Regions from separate parts of the Homo sapiens genome. Here region 2 is linked to region 1. The links are chromatin contacts, found by Hi-C or POLR2A ChIA-PET in ENCODE. All regions are on one chromosome and are shown on one strand. The core of a region is the stretch at or near the end of the contact, and the rest is flanking DNA. Distances in the headings are between cores, read along the strand shown.

What was found. Hi-C counts contacts between places; a loop is a spot of excess contacts on that map. ChIA-PET counts read pairs that join two places held with the same protein, here RNA polymerase II (POLR2A). Pooled maps may share reads with other maps.
Region 2: a map of PC-3 shows a loop between it and region 1 (10-fold over the local background). The contact joins the enhancer-like site here to the promoter of GLUL in region 1. A Hi-C loop is called at or near these places in 14 of 168 maps with a recorded cell type or tissue (Caco-2, Calu3, HepG2 and 9 more) and 8 of 50 pooled maps. POLR2A ChIA-PET finds 5 or more read pairs at or near these places in 8 of 52 experiments (AG04449, Caco-2, HepG2 and 4 more).

What each region holds. Positions count from the first base shown.
Region 1 is chr1:182,390,540-182,395,255 of GRCh38, reverse strand. It overlaps GLUL (glutamate-ammonia ligase), which reads left to right and starts at 3,466. Exons shown (of 7, transcript NM_001033044.4): 1 at 3,466-3,577. RefSeq lists a silencer at 3,051-3,730.
Region 2 is chr1:182,215,324-182,220,039 of GRCh38, reverse strand. The region is part of intron 2 of LINC01344 (long intergenic non-protein coding RNA 1344); the gene reads left to right. Among named protein-coding and RNA genes, the nearest start is that of LINC01344, 96 kb to the left of the region's middle. Within about 2 kb of position 1,904, at least 4 of the 41 ENCODE cell types and tissues checked have a DNase peak (open chromatin) inside an H3K27ac peak, as active enhancers do; they include PC-3 and PC-9, where a contact is called at or near this core.

The DNA of each region.
Region 1 (4,716 bases), core at 2,217-4,716:
ATGTGTATAAGGCAACCACACAGGCCCTGGGAAGGCACTCCAGATCCCCAGGTAAAGGACTTCATACTTGCAGAGTGAGAATGGATCCTTTAAAAGACAGAGAAAGGGCCGGGCACAGTGGCTCACGCCTGTAATCGCAGCACTTTGGGAGGCCGAGGCAGGCGGATCACAAGGTCAGGAGTTCAAGACAAGTCTGGCCAATATGGTGAAACCTCGTCTCTACTAAAAATACCAAAAAATTAGCTGGGTGTGGTGGCACACGCCTGTAATCCCAGCTCCTTGGGAGGCTGAGGCAGGAGAATTGCTTGAACCCGGGAGGCAGAGGTTACAGTGAGTGGAGGTTGCAGTGAGCCGAGATTGCGCCACTGCATCCAGCCTGAGCAACAGAGTAAGACTCCGTCTCAAAAAAAAAAAAAAAAAAAAAAAAAAAAAAGAGAAAAGTTGTTTCCTAATAGAGATAAGATTTGGGAGTAGAGCAAAATCCTAATACAAAGCTTTTATTTCAGGCAGCAGAACAACATTGAAGAAATACTTTTAATCTCAGGCTATTTCTGCAGATTTGGAACAAAATCTTTCCCTGTAATTGCTCTCCCACTCCACCCACCCCTTGGACATGGCAATTCTACTCTAAGAGAGAAAAATATGACTTCAAAGCACATGCAATGGAACCCCTTGTCAGCACTGATATGGTGTGTACCAAGAAACAGAAAAGTTCATGGGTTCAAGCATTCTAATGCTCTTTTTATGGTGGGGGTGAAGAATGGGGGCGGGTGGCAATTTAGGGAAGAAGGGGAAGGAGAAGAAAGGGCAGCAGACACAGCAAAGTCAAACTGGATGAAACAGGCTGTTTTACTTTTAACTTCTCTAAAAGTACAGTCTGGGTTTCTGCGGGTGAACCAGTTAAGGGTTTTCTTCTGCTTTTACTTCTCGCCTATGCTCAAGCCTCCCTGGTCAGTTCTTGGACTCATCTGCGCCCTAATTTCATCATTTTAAGTAAATGTGGGGCTGGCCAAGGAGGACAAGGCCTCTTGTTCACTCCTGAAAGAGTCAGTGGTCATGTATTATGTTCCTAACCCTTACAAAGCGTGCCCCTGGTCACATGAATGGATCAAAGCAAATCCATTTCCATTCTTGGAAAAGCAGCTCAAAGCACATGTTCTCTTGATGGTGCTGCTGTCACTTCTGTGTGGTTAACAAATATCATTTATTGAACACTCACCGTGGACACTACTGGGGGATATGACAATGAATAAACTGCTCAATGAGGTCAAGACATCTAGGAAGGGAAGCAGGCACTCAAATGGCAGAAATACCATAAGCCTGCAGAACCGCACTCACGCCTTACCATTCCGTTCTCTGTTATGTTTGTCATCCCCACCTCAGGGGCTGGTGGTGTGTGCAGCAGAGGCTCTGGCTTATGGTTCGGTAGTTTGGTATCTGGAAATGATTAATAACATCTTTTAAAATAAAAATATCACTTTTCTCCTCCTTTGCTCCCCTTCCTCGACCATTTAAACTCAAACCTTTACAGAAAGAGATGAAGACAGCTCACTGTGTTACCAAGGTTAAGTCCAGTTTGATATAATGAATGGTAAAGCATTACACTGAGTCAGAAAAGTTGTATTCAAAAGTCGCTATGGGGAAAGAAAGAATCCAATCACCTCAGATTATAGAACTTGGCCTATGATAATTATAATTGCTGTTTTCTAAACATTTACGATGCACCAAGGACTACTCAATCTCTTCTGCATGTGCTATCACAATTAATCCTTTTATGAGGTAAAAATGATTATCCCTCTTTTATTATAGACAAAGAAACAGGCTTCATGTGGCTAAGTGATTTGGCCAACACAAAGCTGGTATGAAGGGAAAGCCCAGATTTGAACCTAGGTTTACCTGACTTGCAGCCGTGCCTTTAGCCACCACAATGTAATGCTTCAAGGGGCAGCACTGAAATTTAACAAGGAATTTGTAAGGCACCTTACCCAATCCAAAATGTCACCAGTCTGAAACATCCCAAAAAACCCTGTTTGAGATGAATGCTGCATCTGTCATGTAAAAGCACTACAGTGTTATACACTCTTAAAGGAAAGGGATGTTGACCAAAGAAGCCAAGTTATGTGTGTGTGGTTGCAGGCAACATTTCTTTTCCACATTTGCGGTACAAAACATAACCAGAACAAACTTCTTCCCTTCCTCTTCCAAAGGCACTGGAAGCATAAATTCTTGCTCTTTAAACTGAAAGAAGCAATAAAATCTGGACACCATCAGGTAGATTTCAGGCACTAAAAATAGAATGATCGAGTAATAGTACGGATAGCAGTATCTACCTACCTACCTACCTACCTACCTATGTTGTGTCTCTAGGTACATTTCAATATTGTGTTCACATACACATTTTCCCAACCATCACGGCAAGCTGAGAGGAGAGGTATGTATTCCCATTTTCCAGATTAACAAGAAGCCGCACTTGATAAAGCAAAATCAGGGAGAATTCGTTAAAGGAATTTCTTGACAATCCCTGGACTTCAAAGGGGGCAAGTGAACACCTCGATTTCCTTTCAGCTGCTCCGGGGGCAGTTTGCACACAGAATTTCAAATCTAGTGGGCGGCTCCACAGGTCATTTTCGATGACCACTTTATTTTGCAGATGAGGAAACTTGGGCCCTGAAAGACCTGCCTAGGGTCTGGCCAGCAGTATGAGACAGGTCTCCAGACTTAGTTTCTACCGCCCTCCAGAATCCTCTCTGTAAAATTAGAGAAACAGCACGTTGATTTCAAATGTGAAATGGCAGAGTTCTGTTTATTTCCCCAGACCCAAGAGAGCCGGAGCGGGCGGCTCTTCCAGGCCTTGGGAACCCCGGCCTGTCCCCAGGCCCGCGCGGCACCCGCCCTAGCCCAGGCCCGCCCAAAGTTCCCTCGGGTCCCGCGCCCCGCGCTCCCTCTCAAGCTAACCCCTGCCCGCAGGAAGCGGGGCTCGGAGGCTCCCTCGCAACAAAAGGCTAAATTCGGTTTCCCTGGTTCCGCATTTCCCCAGGGAGCTCTCCTCGTAAAACTATTCCCCGTGAAGGCGGCAGGGCAGAGGTCCAGGGCGGGCTTTGCTGGGAGCCTCGGGACCCCGGGTTGGGGGCCGTGGGGCGGCACCTGGCGAGCTGGCGGGTGGGCGGCGAGCCGAGGCTTCCCGGCCTGGCGGCAACTCGCCCCTCTGCCCTCAGCCCTCCCGGCTCCGCTCCCTTCCCCCACGCCGCCCTGCCCCTCCCCCACGCCCCTTTCTCTTTCTTTCTTTCTTTCCCAGTTCGCTTGCCCCCACCCCAGCGGCGCCCGCCGGGCTCCTCGCCCAATGGCCGCGGGGCCCGGGACCGCATCAGCTGATCGGCCCGGGCTCCTGGCCGCTGGGAGCCAATCAGGGCACCGGGGGCGGCCCCGGGCCGCGGATAAAGGGTGCGGGGCTGCTGGCGGCTCTGCAGAGTCGAGAGTGGGAGAAGAGCGGAGCGTGTGAGCAGTACTGCGGCCTCCTCTCCTCTCCTAACCTCGCTCTCGCGGCCTAGCTTTACCCGCCCGCCTGCTCGGCGACCAGGTAAGCCCCCGGACGGCCCGGTGTCACGCAAGCGAGGCGCGCCGCCCCTGCTACCCCGCGAGGCGCGCCGCCCAGCCTCTTTTTTCGGCTGCCTGCCCCTCCAGTCCCAGCCCTACGCTGCGGCCTCTCCGGCCCATGCCTGAGATCCGGCATGAGTGCTCCTCCCGCGTGCTTCCGCCGCTGGTGGCTTGGACCCGTCGGGGCTGGCGCTGGTGGGGCGCGCCCTTGGCCAGGCTCTGGGAAGGGCGGGGTGAGTTGTTTTGATCTTCTTTTCACTACTTGCGGCCGAAGCGCCGCCCCTGGAGGCCGTTGGGCCGGCCTGCGCCCTGGGGCTCGCAGTGGTTTGTTTGCGCTGTGGATGGAGTGGCGGTGCGGTCCCCTGTGGAGCGCAAACAAGGCGCTTGGTTGGCGCGGGCGCCTGGCTGCCTTCCTCGTGGTGGGGCCTTCGGAGCAATCGTCCTGGTTCTGGCGATGGTTGAGACGCCTCGATTGCGGCGTGTAACGGTGAGCGTTGTTTGGGCGGCCGGCTCCCGCCTCGGGGTCCCGGGGGCCTTCCAATGTGACCGAACAATGGAGAGCCCGGGCCTCGGCGCAGTCAGTGGAGAAGCCGGTCCGGGCGGAGGCAGCAGCAGCGCGCAGTCCCTACGGCCTGCGCCCCCACCCTCCCCCGGACCCCCCAACCCCTCGGCGGCAGGGTATGGCCACCTCCGTGAGGCCCTGAGATTCGGACGGGGGCCCGAGGGGCAGGGCGCCCACTTTAGGGACATTTCAGTGGGAAGGGGCTGCTCTCAAAGTGGATAATTATAACTCCCTCGGGGGCGGGAAGCGGGGATCCTCCCCCAGCCGCAAGTCCACGAAGAAAGCAACGAATGAAAATTATGAAGACAACGAGAAGTCAGACTCCTCCGGGTCGCGCTCCAGCTGCTTCGGCTTCGTCGCCTACTCTGTGAACTCCGGGGAGAGATCTCGAGTCAAGATTAAGACCTTAACCCACCAACCTGCCTGTTCGGACACCCCCCGGGCCGGCCGCTGTCTGTCCCCTTCTCCATCGCCCTCTCCCAGAAAGCTCCGGTGCTTGGACCAGCTAGAGTCTGAGAAAGAGGAGAGGCGCGAACGCCACTCCAAAAAGAGAAGGGTTA
Region 2 (4,716 bases), core at 655-3,154, 170 kb after region 1:
TCTAACCTTTTTTCAAGGTTCTTAGCTTCCTTGCATTGGGTTAGAACATGCTCCTTTAGCTCAGAGGAGTTTGTTATTACCCACCTTCTGAAGCCTCTTTCTGTCTATTTGTCAAACTCATTCTCCGTCCAGTTTTGCTCCCTTGCTGGCAGGGAGTTGTGATCCTTTGAAGGAGAAGAGGCGTTCTGGTTTTTGGAATTTTCAGCCTTTTTGTGCTGGTTTTTCCCCTTCTTCTTGGGGAAAAACCTTTTGTCTTTGATGTTGGTAACTTTGAATGGGGTTTCTGAGTGGACATCCTTTTTTTTGATGTTGATGCTATTCCTTTCTGTTTGTTAGTTTTCCTTCAAATAGTTGGACCCCTCTGCTACAGGTCCACTGGAGTTTGCTGGAGATCCACTCCAGATCCTGTTTGCCTGGGTATCACCAGCGGAGGCTGCAGAACAGCAAAGATTGCTGCCTGTTCCTTCCTCTAGAAGCTTCATCCCAGAGGGGTACCCCCCAAACGCCAGCCAGAGCTCTCCTGTATGAGGTGTCTGTTGACCCCTGCTGGGATGTGTCCCAGTCAGGAGGCACGGGGGTCCAGGTCCCACTTGAGGTGGCAGTCTGTCCCTTAATAGAGCTCGAATGCTGTGCTGGGAGATCCGCTGCTGTCTTCAGAGCCAGCAGGCAGGGACAGTTAAGCCTGCTGAAGCTGCTCCCACAGTTACCCCTTCCCCAAGGTGCTCTGTCCCAGGGAGATGGGGGTTTTATCTATAAGCCCCTGACTGGGGCTGCTGCCTTTTTTTTCAAGATGCCCTGTCCAGAAAGGAGGAATCTAGAGGCAGTCTGGCTACAGTGACTTTGCTGAGCTGCAGTGGGGTCCACCCAGCTCAAACTTCCCAGCATCTTTGTTTAAACCGTGAGGGGAAAACCGCCTATTCAAGCCTCAGTAATGGTGGACGCCCCTTCCTCCAGCAAACTGGAGCATCCCAGGTCGACTTTAGACTGCTGTGCTGGCAGTGAGAATTTCAAGTCAGTGGATCTTAGCTTGCTGGGCTCCATGGGAGTGGGATCCGCTGAGCTAGACCACTTGGCTTCCTGGCTTCAGACCCCTTTCCAGGGGAGTGAACAGTGCTCACTGGCATTCCAGGTGCCACTGGAGTGTGAAAAACAAAAACAAAAACAAAAAAACAACTCCTGCAGCTAGCTTGGTGTCTGCCCAAACAGCTGCCCAGTTTTGTGCTTGAAACCCAGGGCCCTGATGGCGTAGGCACCCAAGGGAATCTCCTGGTCTGCGGATTGCAAAGACCATAGGAGAAGCATAGTATCTGGGCTGGAATGTACCATTCCTCAGGGCACAGTCCCTCATGGCTTCCCTTGGCTAGGGGAGAGAGTTCCCCAAACCCTTGCACTTCCCAGGTGAGGTGATGCCCCACCTTGCTTCTTTTTGCCTTCCGTGGGCTGCACCCACTGCCTAACCAGTCCGAATGAGATGAGCCAGGTACCTCAGTTGGAAATGCAGAAATCACCCGCCTTCTGCATTGATCTCACTGGGAGCTGCATACCAGAGCTGTTCGTATTCTTCCATCTTGCCAGCCCAGTCCTAATTTTTGTATTTTTAGTAGAGACGGGGTTTCACCATGTTGACCAGGCTGGTCTTGAACTCCTGACGTAAGGTGATCCGCCCACCTCGGCCTCCCAAAGTGCTGGGGTTACAGGCATGAGCCACCGCGCCTGGCCCATAACACACATTTTTAAGGTTTTTGCTGTTTACTGCTCTCCTTCCTTTCATAAGTTTATATGGAGTTAAAATTCTATGATCAGTGTATGAGTGTGTTCCCCTTACACTTTTCAAACTACATATTTCCATTCTGAGTAATCCTTTTTACAGCTCATCTCAACTAGCACTCAGATCAATATTTGTCCAGTCCTGCCCTTCCTTGTCCTATGTGTACAGGACACAATGCTCCTAGCAAGAAAGTTCACACCCAGTAGGAGGAATAACAGAAGTTTTTTTGTTTGTTTGAATCTAAAAATGCTGAGGGTGATTAATTCATGAAATCTTATTTTTTTTCAAATTATATTAGACTATCCTAAAGAAAAAAAGAACAAAGGCAAAATATTTTTACCTCAACCCATTGTCATATTGATAATCTTCAACTTTCTTTCTTTTTTTTTTTTTTTTTTTTTTTTTTTTGTATTTTTAGTAGAGTTGGGGTTTCACTGTGTTTGCCAGGCTGGTCTCAAACTCATGACCTCAAATGATCCACCCACCTTGGCCTCCCAAAGTGCTGGGATTACAGGTGTGAGCCACCATCCCTGACTGATAAACTTCAACTTTCAATATGCAGATCTACTTGTACATTTGTGATTCTTCAGAAATGGGACATGGCTGCTATTTTACCTCCTTTGAAGAAATCTAAACTTCTTGAGATCAGGAACCATTCTTCTATACCTTTTATAGAATAAGTTAGAGAACCATAAGATGGTAGACCTGGAAGCAGCCTCGTATTTCTCTAGTCTGAGTTTTTCTACAGATGAGGAAAATGAGTCCCAGAAAGGTGGAAGAACTTACCCATGATCAATAGCTATTTAGAGGCCAGCTATTAGAACCTGTGTAACCTGACTCCTCTTTCAATGCTCTTACCAGTGCCTGTCCTCAAAGGTAAATCTATGAAGAAGAGAGAACACTGCCTGTCTTAAGTAGGTTAATAAAAAGCGCTTCTCCGAATCATTCTGAATTCCGTTAGCTGGACTCATACAATGTTTGTAAGACTTGAATGGAATGTCTGCTTCCAAATAGTATGGCTTTCTCATGGGTCACTGGAAGGAATTAGTCATAAATGAACTCTCAGGAAAAGGTAGGATTCATCCACCATAAGGAGTTACTGAATATCAACCAATTAAATTTTGGAGTCTATTCCATCCAAGGACAATCATTTTTGTTTTGTTGTGTTAGTGTTGTAGATCAAATCTTTTATCCTAACCTTCTGTTGGCTGGTATGTGCTCACAACTCACCATCCATCCAAAGCAGATAAATACTTCAGAACATAAGAAAAACATATTTAGTTTAATTTGTTTGCATCCTGTTTTTAAATGACTTTTTTCATGAACTGGAAACATTCAGATTAATGAAATAAAGATTTTAAATGGGGATGTACAATTAAGAAAGAGAAAACTAATTTCCAGCCACCATAAGAGGCAAAGCAGTAGCTGGGATTAAATATAAAACTTGACCAAGACTATGGTTGTCATAGAAAAAGATTAAGAAAGGGAAAAGAAACAAAAAGGAAGAAAGAAAAAGAGACAGAAGGATTGATATAGAATAATTCTCATTATCTAAGAGGAGGAGGTATTAAGTGATATAAGGTTCTCTATATCAATCTCAGAGTGGACAAAAAAGTTGAATTCTCATGACAATTTTTGATAAAAGCCAACCCCCTCCACAAAAACATAAATATAGTAAAGGCATTTATTTGAGATGGTAAGGTGATGAGGTTCAAGTTTACAGGTATTTGGTATTCCAGGCTAATCTGACAATAAAAATTAAAATATTTAGAGGTATAGATAGATATCATGTTTCTCAGACTCTTAACTAAATGCTTAATAAATATAATAAGTTCAGCTAGATTTTTGGTATGACTTGAGAGTTGAAGTTAGACTTCCAGGAAGCTGTTCTATTTTGCTAATTAAAGACAAATGCATATGCTTGGGAAACTAGATAAGTGGGTGGAAGGACATGTGTTATAGCAATAAAGGAGCCTACCAATAATCTGATGAGGAAGGAAGTCATGCTTCTTCTAAATACAGGTGACCCGCTAGGATCTATGCTTAATGAAAACTCCAAAATTTGCTGGGCTAGAATGGCATGAATATTTCAAGTTGAGCCATCACAGCTTGGGAAAAACATTTGTAAGACTTGTGTGGAATGTCTACTTCCAAGTAGCATGGCTTCCTCATGGGCCACTATAATGAATTAGACTTAAATGAACTCTCAGGAAATTGTATGATTCATCTACCATAAAGAGTTATTGGATATCAACCAATTAAATCTTGGAGGCTGTCCCATGCAAGGACAATAATTTTTGTTTTGTTGTAGTTAGTGTTTAGCTCTTTTTCCTGGTTAGTGTAATAAAACCATGCTGTCTGCATATGCACTTGGGCTGTCCACTTACAATTGGGACCTGATACTTCTAAAAGACTGTTCCTGCCTTGCTGATTTTGGCAGTGGAGTTAGAATGCAAATTTTGCAGCTCTCTCTGGGAACCTACATTGAATTATTTTACAGCTTAATTCATGACCAGTGAATGGGAGGGATGCATTCTTCCTATTAGCTAGACTTGTGAAATATTTTTAAAGGATGTTTTGATTGATTGGTTGCCTCATTGTGTTAACTGGGGGGCACCTCTCCAGAAACACTTGGTTCTGAGGCATCTTTTACAATATAAATCACAACGGGTCACTCTGTAGTCAAAAATCTTTCATGCCAGACGTGGTGGCTCATGCCTATAATCCCAGCACTTGGGGAAGTGGAGGTGAGTGGATCACTTGAGTCCAGGAGTTCGAGACCAGCCTGGCAAACATGATAAAGCCCCATCTCTGTTAAAAATACAAAAATTAGCCAGGTATGATGGCGCATGCCTGTAATACAAGCTGCTTGGGAGGCTGAGGCACAATAATCGCTTGAACCCGGGAAGCAGAGGTTGCAGTGAGCCAATATCATACCATTGTACCAC